Regions from separate parts of the Mus musculus genome. Here regions 2 and 3 are each linked to region 1. Evidence: chromatin loops called from intact Hi-C (ENCODE). Cell type or tissue: left cerebral cortex. All regions are shown on one strand. Links, peaks and the distances in the headings refer to the core of each region. The heading gives the core; the rest is flanking DNA.

The links. Hi-C counts contacts between places; a loop is a spot of excess contacts. Peaks named below come from ENCODE experiments on the same cell type or tissue, not always from the same donor. Only the 100,000 strongest peaks of a DNase experiment are listed, where the experiment ranks them.
Region 2: it touches region 1 in a loop (4-fold over the local background); 16 of 42 quality-filtered maps call a loop at or near these places.
Region 3: it touches region 1 in a loop (2.3-fold over the local background); 18 of 42 quality-filtered maps call a loop at or near these places.

Annotation. Positions count from the first base shown.
Region 1 is chr5:118,267,455-118,270,865 of GRCm38, forward strand. No RefSeq gene overlaps it. Among named protein-coding and RNA genes, the nearest start is that of Gm25076, 2.7 kb to the left of the region's middle. In left cerebral cortex, for the core only: a CTCF peak has its summit at 1,738 (motif pointing right); a DNase peak (open chromatin) is centred at 1,754; H3K4me3 peaks cover 241 bases.
Region 2 is chr5:118,762,049-118,765,459 of GRCm38, forward strand. It overlaps Med13l (mediator complex subunit 13-like), which reads left to right. Exons shown (of 31, transcript NM_172424.4): 31 at 653-3,390. The coding sequence ends at 785. Among named protein-coding and RNA genes, the nearest start is that of Gm42015, 80 kb to the right of the region's middle. In left cerebral cortex, for the core only: a CTCF peak has its summit at 1,506 (motif pointing left); DNase peaks (open chromatin) are centred at 960, 1,501 and 2,022; H3K27ac peaks cover 835 bases.
Region 3 is chr5:118,325,246-118,328,656 of GRCm38, forward strand. No RefSeq gene overlaps it. Among named protein-coding and RNA genes, the nearest start is that of Gm46942, 33 kb to the right of the region's middle. In left cerebral cortex, for the core only: no CTCF peak of the experiment used is centred there; DNase peaks (open chromatin) are centred at 1,782 and 2,035; H3K4me3 peaks cover 485 bases.

The DNA.
Region 1 (3,411 bases), core at 613-3,112:
ACCTCACCTGGACAGCACAGTGGAGCTGACCCTGATGGCCAGGGCTCAGGTGAACTGGCCCCAAGGGTGTGAGCACGGGGGAGCTGGCCCAGCAATTTTTTCCCCCTTTGGTTTTTCAAGACAGGGTTTCTCTGTATAGCCCTGGCTGTCCTGGAACTCACTTTGTATGTAGACCAGGCTGGCCTCCAACTCAGAAATCCGCCTGCCTCTGCCTCCCAAGTGCTGAGATTAAAGGCGTGTGCCACCAGTGCCCGGCTCCAGCAACTTTTTTGTGGTGTGGCAACTTGGGTGAGGGAGAGATGCCCTCCTCCCTCACCTACCCTCACCCCTTGCCACCTATGGCCCCAGGGTCGTGAAAGTGGGAGAACTGGTCCTGTCCCTCACCAGCTGCAATGCTCAGGAAATTGGGCCCTGCATCTCCCCTGGGTAGCAAGGTAGAGCTGGCCAGGATTGCAGGGGTTGCTGGTGAGTCGGTTCTGAGCAGGAGAGCCAGTGGACTGACTGAGCAGCTCTGCTACTTCTAGGGCCCAGATCCAGGGCTTTGAGTTGGCTCACCCCAACATCTACCGTCATTGATGAACTGCCGGGGTGCACAAAGGGGCCAGTCCTACAGATCCAAACTTCAGGATCTCCATGACACAGGGCAACAGCAGGCTATCTGAGAGGCGTCCCAGTGAGGAATCAGCATTGATAGAGTAATGGAAGTCAGAGAGGCCTCTTATCAGACTGATGAATTCTTGCAATGAACATTTGCAAGCAAAGACGTGTGGACAAGAGGGTACACTGTGTGACACTGGGACACACTACAGCTTCTAAGAAGAGGTTTTTTTCTCTGCTGGGGGTGGGTCGAAAGGGTATAGGCTGGGTATGAGAGAGGAGGGGGACACGAGTGGGACTGGGGTGCATAATGTGAAATTTACAAAGAAACTAATAAAACTTTAAAAAAAAAAATGGTACTGGTGTGATGGCTCAGCAGTTAAGAGGACTTGCTGCTTCCAGAGGACCTGGGTTTGATTCTCAGCACCCACACGGTGACTCACAGCCATCTGTAAGTCGATCGGGTTCCAATACTCTCTTCTACCCTGTATGTACTAGGCATGAACATGGTAAACCCACATACATGTAGACAAAAGACCATACCGATAAAAATAAATCTTTGAAATTTCAAAATAAAAAAAGGTCCAAGGCAGGCTCCAGGGACCAACATCTTTCTGAAGAGGTAGCATGGGGAAAGGCAGATGTATACCTGGGGCAGTGCCTGTCGCCCGTCCGACCCCCATCAGCTAGGGCCTCAGTCACATGGTGGATTTTTAAAAGTTTCGGGAACTTCTGTGTAAGGGTGTCCCTAAAAGTTCCTTAGCAGCCTCTGTTTGGAGCTATGCTGGCTCCTATAGGCTTATGCAGCGCCCTTCCCCCGTGCTGAACACAAACCTTCCGGGTGGGTGTGAATCTGGACGGCCCTTCAGACTAAGCTCCTTGGGCTCCATCCTGGCATCCAAACCTGCCTAGGTTTTTTGCCTGAAGTCTGAGCTTAGCGCTAACCCAAGACAAATAGTGTCAAGGCAGCTCACCCGTCGGTTCGGCTGATTTATTTGACACAAATAAGCTCGCTGACCTGATTTAGCCTTGCGGGGGACCACAGACCAAGTCAGGCATGATCTTAAGGCTCTTGCTATTTGGCTGCAGCCAACGCGGCTCAGTGCTGGTGGCTGACGGCACGCACAGTGGTAGTTGCTGACTTTGCCACTTGGTGGCGCCAGTTGCATAGGTTTTTTTTCTATCCCTGGTGTGAGCCTGGTGTTGACTGCGGATCAGACTTCCCCAGGATGCCGCCAAAACAATGACTATGGGTAGAGAGCTATCTGGTGGCAGCAGCAAATCAGGACTCCTTCCTAGACCTGGCATTTTGGGGGGACCAGGGCCCTCAGAGGAGGAAATAAACCTGCTGGCGATGAGCTACTGTCTCTCGGCGCCCCCCTTCTCAGCCTCGGTCCCGGCCAGGACAAAGCATAGGTAGATCTTCTTAGCCATCCTTCAGTGACAGGGATTAGGAGCACGAAGGGACCATTCCCACTACGCCTTCTCTGAGGTGTTCATCGCTTTGATCTCCTAGGTGGAAGAAGATACCGACTCTCTGTGGTTCTTCTCCGTTCAAGGTCACACACAAACCATCTGCCTGGTGAGAAATCCAGACCAGGTGTCTCCAGGTATCTCCGGAGGGCACCTCGTGAGCATGCCCTGTGCGACATGGTGCTAAATAGGTCGCTTATGATTCAACTGCCACCCACCCTCCTGACCTAGGTAGGTCTTCTCATCTCTGTTTTATGGACACAAATTCAGGGGAGATTTGCACTGGCTTCCTGGCGTTAGCCAGGGGTACCCTCCACTGGGAAGACAGCTCCTGCTATATGGGAAGTGGGGTCCCTAGGAGTAGCAGGTTAGGTGTTTGCCCTGAAATTGGCCTGGGATTGGGACTATTGTTTAAGCAAAAGTTTACACTAAAAAGGTTTTTTTTTTTTTAGAAAAAAAAAAGACATTATTCATTATTTTTAGTTGTGTGTGTGTGTACAAGTGCAGGTTCCCACGGAGGTTAGAGGCCCTGGAGGCCCTGGAGCTAAGTCCCAGACAGTTTTTAGCCACCTGACATAGGCACTAGGAATAGAAACTGGGTCCTCTTCTACTCTTGACCACTGGACCTTCTCTCCAGCCTCCTTTTCTATCCCCTGGTCCTCGACTGTCCTAGAAGGGGAACTTAGCATTTTAGGCCAGCTCTGACAAGTGGCTGCATCTTACAGTCCTGTGGTCCTTGTCATAGGCTGAGTTGTGAGTCCCCAAAGTCCTAAGTTGCAACCTTAGCCCCATATTGTTTTTTAGGAGGGAGGGCCTTTAAGGAAATGATCGATGGGTGGGTGGGTCGATTCAATAAGTAAAGGCTCTTGCTGCCAAGCCTGACAACACGATTGTGACCCCTGGGACCCACATGGTGGAAGGAGAGAAACCACTCCCAATAAGTTATCTTCTGTGTACAGTGGCACACCTATACATAAACACATGCTAGGAAAATCATTGTGATTTTAAAATAGGAAGGAGAAGAAGGAGAAGAAGAAGAAGAAGAAAAAGAAGAAGAAGAAGAAGAAGAAGAAGCTGAATTCAGAGGAAGCACTATGATAAGCCTAGCTCAGTGTCCTTACAGGAAGAGAGAAAGAGAGAGGGAGGGGGAGAGGGAGGGGAAGGAGAGAACGCTGCAGACATCATCGGATCCCTGTAGCATCTTTGCTAGCCTCTGATTCTGCATGCTGCTTTTCCTCCATCCCAAATGTATCTAGCAGATACATTTCTGCAAAGCCACTAACAGAGGTATCTCCTACATCCCTATGTCCCAAAGTCCTACAGCCCCACCCCCTGCCCACT
Region 2 (3,411 bases), core at 391-2,890, 490 kb after region 1:
ATAGTGTGCACTGTTGCTCACTGCTTTACACGGGTTCTGGGGCACACACTCAGCCTTTCTGTCACTAGCTGAGATATTGCCCCAGACCCAAGACTGGATCTTCAAAACAACAAGCAGACAGAAGCTATCCTGTGCCTTGAGAGCTGAGCCTTTCTGGGTGCTCTCTGATGTACTGTGGTTTGGAAATGGGCGATGGACAGGTGCCTCACTAGCAACTTGGCCCCCAGGGTCTCTGATGGAACAGAGAGCAAGGGTCTTGTGCAAGTTAAGTACAACCATGCACACCTAGGATACCCATGCACACCCAGGCAGACAACTAAGGCTGTGGTCAAAAGTATCAGGCTAACCTGCCATAGAGAGCAAGGCCCTGTCCATCCCTGTTGATTTTTTTCCAGTGACCACATCAGAATAACATGGAGAAACTTGGAAAGCCGAGTGTCAGTAAAGTATTACATTCTGAACAATTCAATATGATCAGTATATTCTCATTTTGGCATCTAGCCAACATGAAACAGTTTTCATTCAGTGGCTTCCTGATCCTGGAGGCCCTGAGGTGGCCATGCTGGTGTGCAGGGACGCAGGGTGGGCCACGTGGGCCCCACACACCCCAAGCCTGTGGCCCAGAAGCTGACCTCTGTGCTCTCCCTGGCAGGTTTGTGCTGGAGCAGTACAACGCCCTATCCTGGCTCACGTGCAATCCAGCCACCCAGGACCGCACTTCCTGCCTTCCCGTCCACTTCGTGGTGCTCACGCAGCTGTACAATGCCATCATGAACATGCTCTAACCGGGAAGGGAAGCGCTTGCCCTCTGCCTCAGCTCCTCCTGCAGCCTTGGCCAGGGAGCCTGCTCCACTCTGCAAATGCCCGGCCTTTTTTAGAGCACTCCCTATACCCCGCACTGTGACGCCTTCTGAGCAGGCTCATGCTCCTCCTGCAGTGTTCATTGCCACAGTGACTTCTTGACGTGTCTCACGAGGACCTGGAAATTTCCATAAGCAGTGACTTGAGCCAATGTGTGATATGTGCAGCCTGCAGTCCCCGGGAAGTGGCGGCTGTTGGTGGCTGAAGAGGCAAGGAGAAGAGACACCGTCCTTTTGCACAAGAGCCTGCTCTCAGCCTCTGTTTAGTACCAGGCTGTCCAGCCCTCTGAATGCAATCCTCTAGCCAATGGTGGATGCCTGGGGGTCTCCCATACTTCATAACCTGGGATGTGTCACAACTAAGAGCCAGCTCCAGGACAGGATCTAGTGCTGGGGCCTCTGCCTCCCCCGCCTGTCAGGAGGGTTTTAGTTGATGGCACACCTGTGTAGACACAGGAGGTCTGGGGACAGCTGCATTCTGTTTATTTATTTTTCATTTTGTTGTAAGTTTTTTTGCGACTTTGTTTTTTCTAATCTTGAGGACCAGGTACAGTAGCTGAAGCCCACTGAGACCCACCGTAGGATTCTCTGAGTACATACCTCTGTCCTAGAAGCCAAGAAAGGAGTGAGAAGAAGCGGGGAGGCCACCTAGTGGTAGACTCGGTCAGACAGTCTGTGGCTGCAGCCTGTGTAGGTTGCACCCCTATATGAAGATGGTCAGGCTCAGCCCCGAGCTGGAGGCAAGGACCTTCATCACTTCTCTATACAGTCACATGGAAATACCTTTTCTAGAGAATTCTTACAGAAAGCCAGGTCTCTCCTTTCATTAGATCAAAAGGGACTCGTGTACATATCACAACCAAAGTGTTTGCTCACGAAACCAGTTACAAACACAGTGAATTTTTTCTGGACCATAGGAATATTGTTTCAAAGAAATAGTGCAACTCAACCGTTACATCAGTACTTGAAGCTGAGCCTCTATGTGGGACTTTAAAAAAAAAAAAAAAAGCCTTTTTAAAGCATTCGCAGCTGATTGAAGTATTCTTGACTCCCTGTCCCAGACCTTAGGGTTGACTTTGAAACCCTGTTTCTAGCCCTTATGTCGTATGTTTCTGTCTGTGGGTGGTGGGTGTAGACCGGCTTCCCAGAGCCTCCTGACAGGCCCGGCACTGAGCCCGGCTCCCGTGGGAGAGTCATGCAAACTAAGTTCTTCCAAGAGACTTTCATGTCCTGGTTATTAACAAAGAAAAGGAAAAAAATGTAATAATTGATATGGTTTTGTAAAAGTATTTTTCTTGAGATAATCTAACGTTTAAAACATTATATTAACATGTGGTGGGGATGTGAAAGCAGAGAAATAACTTGTACATGGGTGACTGTTCTCTGTCTCACCAACTGGGGGGGTTGCTTTCCAATGTATAGCTTAAAAAATCTGATATATCAAACCGTTTGTATCTAACGTGTACAGTGTAAAATTGACTTAAAATATCGCAGTGCTATTTTTTCTTATCAGCGAGGAAATCCTCAAGGCCTTTTGAAGAGCGTAAGATGACGGAGATGTAAACTTGTATAAAGTCACCTCGGGGAGGACGGGCTGTAAACTAGATATTTGTAATCTTTACCACTTGGGATTGCTTCCTCTCAGAGTTCACCAGAACTTTGAATTTCTCTCTCTCTCTCTCTTTTTTAAATGGGCTGTTTTTACTGCAGGGGCTTTTCTTCCCTAGAAACCCAACTCTACGCAGAAAAAGTGAAAAGGAAAAAAAAAACACAAAAAAAACCAGAAAAAAAAGCTATAAAAAGTTTTAAAAGAAGGCAGCAAAGGGTAGTTTCCATCTGGTGTCTTTTATTTAAGTTTTTTAAGTTAAGAAAAGCTGGTGACATATTTATACGTTTTTGTGCAAAAAATAAATGAATGGCAATAGATTTAAAGAAATCTTATTATGTACTTCTGTGTGCAAAAGTCTGTATAATATTTCCCCTAAATATGCATTATTTTACCTGTGAGTTTTTTACAGAATTAATCTGAAATGTACAAGCCCTGGATTTGCTACAGAGTGAGAAGTTATTTTATTTTATTTTTTTTTTATTTTTTATTTTGAGAAAACTGCAGAAATCAGAACTCCTACCATGGTTTGAAAAGGGAGGCGGGAGGGGAGGCGGGAGGGCTGGTCCGGCATGCCTGTATGTATCTCTCAAGAGCCTTTTTTTTAAAATGTAAAAGCTGTACATTTTTGGGAAGTTCTGATTTTCTTTTTCTTTTTTTTTTTCTTTTTGTTTCCTTTTACCTTCAAGCATTTTGCAGTGCGCTTCTTTTATATCTAGCAGACAATTGGAAAGAAATACAAAACCTATGTGACGTTCATTTAAGAACCACAGCCCAGTGCTGGTTCAATACACTAAAGACTTTGATAAAAGAGAATCAATGGCAAAGGTCTCCATTTTAAATGTCATTCATATATACCTTGTGGATGAGAGCTATATACTTTTACACACTTTTTTAGAGGAATAAATTATTGAATTACTGAAACCTCGAGTGGCTCTTTTCCCC
Region 3 (3,411 bases), core at 391-2,890, 58 kb after region 1:
TAGGTCCATGCTATTAGCTCTTGTCTGACAAAGACTGGGAGTTGAGAGAGGTGATCGCCAATGTAGCTGAAGTGAAGTTGTCTTAGTGAGGGTTTCTGCGGCTGTGACCGCGGCAAGCCTTAGAAAGGAAGGCATTTGATCGGGGCTGGTTTACAGTTCAGGGGGTTATTTAGTCCATTATCATCATGGCAGGAAGCATGGCGGTATGCAGGCAGGCATGGTGCTGGAGAGGTAGCTGAGAGTTCTAAGTCAGGATCGGCAGGCAGCAGGAAGAGAAAGTGACACTGGACCTGGCTTGGGCTTCTGAACCCCCAAAGCCCATCCCCAGTGACACACTTCCCTCAACAAAGGTCACTCCTACTAAGAGCACCACTCCCTGTGAGCCCCTGGGGGCCATTTTCATCCAAAGCCCCACAGAGGCAGAGCTGGAGTTTCCACGCAAACCTTGACAGCTCCTGTGTTCTTGGCTGGGGAGATGAACATCTGTTGGGCCAGTGTGAGGATCTGAGCCTGGTCCCCAGAATCCATTTCAAAGCCAAGCATGGTGATGTGTGCCTGTAATCCCAGCTCAGGGGAGACAGAGGCAGAGACAGGGGCTTGCTGGCTAGCCAGTCTATCTGGAGTGTAGCGCTCCCGGGTTTAGTGAGAGACCCTGCCTCAAAATATCATATGGAGAGCAATTGTTGAAGACACCCAATGTCGGCCTCTGGCCTCCACACACCCATAGGAGCATGTGCATGCAGTATCCCCCCCTCCCCCCCCCCCGCCAAAAAAAAACTGCTGTCCTCCAGGAAAAAAAAAAGGCATTAGTGAGAAAACAGGGATCAAATAAGACTTGTTATTTAGCTCTCTGTAAGCAATGCAGCGGACTCTTGGCTTTGGGGACTGGATGGTGCTTACATATGTCATTATCATGAGGAAAAGCTGGGCGAAGGGGCCCCTGTGGGTCCCCACTCCTTGTTTTCCCACCGTGTGTGTGTGTGTGTGTGTGTGTGTGTGTGTGTGTAAGCTGTAACTATTCCAATTCTGAAATGTTCTGTGAATTTTGGGGTCTGGCTGCCAGCGGTGTGTTGACATTGGTCTGTCCCTGGTAACTCAGGGGCCCATATAGAGTGTATGTTGGGGATGGTGGTCTTAGTTTTATTCATTGTTTTATTTTACCTCTTCTTTTTTTTTTTTTCCAGATATGCTTAAGTAGCCCAGGCTGGCCCTAAACTCTTTATATAGCTGAAGATGGCCTTGCATATTTGATCCTTTTTCCTTCATGTCCAGAGTACTGGGGTTATAGAAGTGCACCATCATGCCCTATTTATGTAGCGCTGAGGATCAAACCCAGTGCATCTAGCATTCAACCAATTGAGGTACATCCTCAGTACAGAAACTCTTTCTTAAAGACAGAAGGAAGGAAGGAAGGAAGGAAGGAAGGAAGGAAAGAAGGAAGGAAAGAAGGAAGAAAGGGAGGGAGGGAGAGAGGGGAGGAGAGAGGGAGGGAGAAGGAGGAGGAGGGAGGGAAAGAAGAGTGTTTGGGCATGGTGACACTTGTCTGTTATCCCCGTTTGAACAAGGGAGGAAGGAAGATCTCTCAACTTACATTCTAGAACAATCTCAGCCCCTCACTCCTGTCCTTGCATCTGGTCATGCATCTGTGCTCACGTGAGCTCTTTGGACAGGAGCATCTGTCCTCAGAGACTACACAAGCCAGGGCATCAATAGGCACCACGGGGGAGAAAGCCGCGGGGTGCCTGTCAGTCACGGCATAGCCACGCCTTCGCCTTCCGGAGCACCACCTCTACCTACAAAACTTCCTGCTAGCAAAGCCCCTCCCTCCCCCTCCCTCCCTCTCACCCTTCTTTCTATCCCCCTCCCTTGGGTGGCCTGCTCCCCTCCCTCTCTGTGCTGGCTTGTACCCCTGATGATCCAGCCAAATGAGTTATTTGAGATGGAAACGTTAATTTCTCTGAGCAGATGGGTGTCAGCGCTGCTCTGTAAAAAGGTGGCTGTCTGCCGCATTGGCTCGAGGTGGTAAAGTCGACGGGCCCCGGCGGCTGCTGGCTCAATTGCGGAGTGTGAAGAGAATCATATGTTAACGGCACCAAGGGAAATGCCTACTTAGGCCCAGCCCTCCCAGAGAAAAACCAGAACCTCCCAATCCTCTTTTTTTTTTTTTTTTTTTTTTTTTTTTTTAAATCTGGGTTTTTCTCATCTCTGATTTGCTGAGTGTCTGGGGGAGAGAAAAAAAAAAAAAGAAACTCATTATATCTCAAAGTGCTGGCTAGCAGCTGCTTCAAGCAGAGTCACCCAAGGCTTATTAGAAAGGCAGATTCTGGAGACCTGCCCCCCCCCATCCTACCCCCCCCCCCCCCATACCTAAAGCTCCCTCTCTCAGGGGTGATGACTTGGGGAATGTTCCAGGTTAACAAGCTCCCTGGGGGACAGTCATTCCCACTAAAGTTGATCCGTCTTACCCGCTCATGATGAAATAGCATTGTCAAACTGCAGGTAAAATTTCAAAACAAAACAAAACAAAAAATCTGGTATAAAAATCTTGAGATTTGGTGTAGAGGTGCTCTCTCTTTCTTTCTTCCTTCCTTCCTTTCTTTCTTTCTTTCTTTCTTTCTTTCTTTCTTTCTTCTTTTTTCTTTTAATTTCTACTTTTTCAGATTTAATGCCCCGTCGCACCGCCCCTCCCCCCGCACCCCAAAATGTACCTTTACGGTTGGGTACAAGGAAAAGAATAAGAAGACGGCACAGAGAGATTATTTGTGCACTTGAAGCCAAAGACCGCTTGGAAATTCCAGAGATTTCCAAGAAAAACCGATTCCAGTCCTTGGCAACAGAGCTCGGTCCCGGCTGCCCCCGCCCCGCCCCTCTGCCGCCTTCCCTAAGTGTTCCGTCCAATTTTCTCTTGAGTACATGAGAAGAAGCCGCAATGATGTCCCCGGGGACCTTACTTATAGGAAACCTCGCCGCGGGAGGATTTATGAAGCGTCTGTAAAATATGTGTGTAGGAACTCTGGACGTTTTGATCGCTACCAAGGAGAAAAAATGGACAGTTTCGTACGAGTTGGATTCGTGAGCCATTTTTATGGGTTTTTAAAATTAATTAATCTCTTCCTCCTTTGTTAGAAATTCTTGGCACAGACATAAGCCGCCCCCACCCCCCCGAAAGGAGACATTGCCCAGGGGCTGTATGTCTAAACTGTCAGGATTTCAACCCCCAAATCTCCGGAGGCGAAGCCAGGTTTTCACAGGCCTCCGATCCGGTGGGGAGAAGCTTGTCAGCGCTGGGGAGATGGGGTGGATTATTAGTGGTGGTACCGCCCCTGCCTCTAACAGCCTTTGTGCCACTGGCTAGAGCCAGGGGTCCCTGGGGCTGGGTCCATGCTCAGCCATTTCCAGACTGGGAAAGAG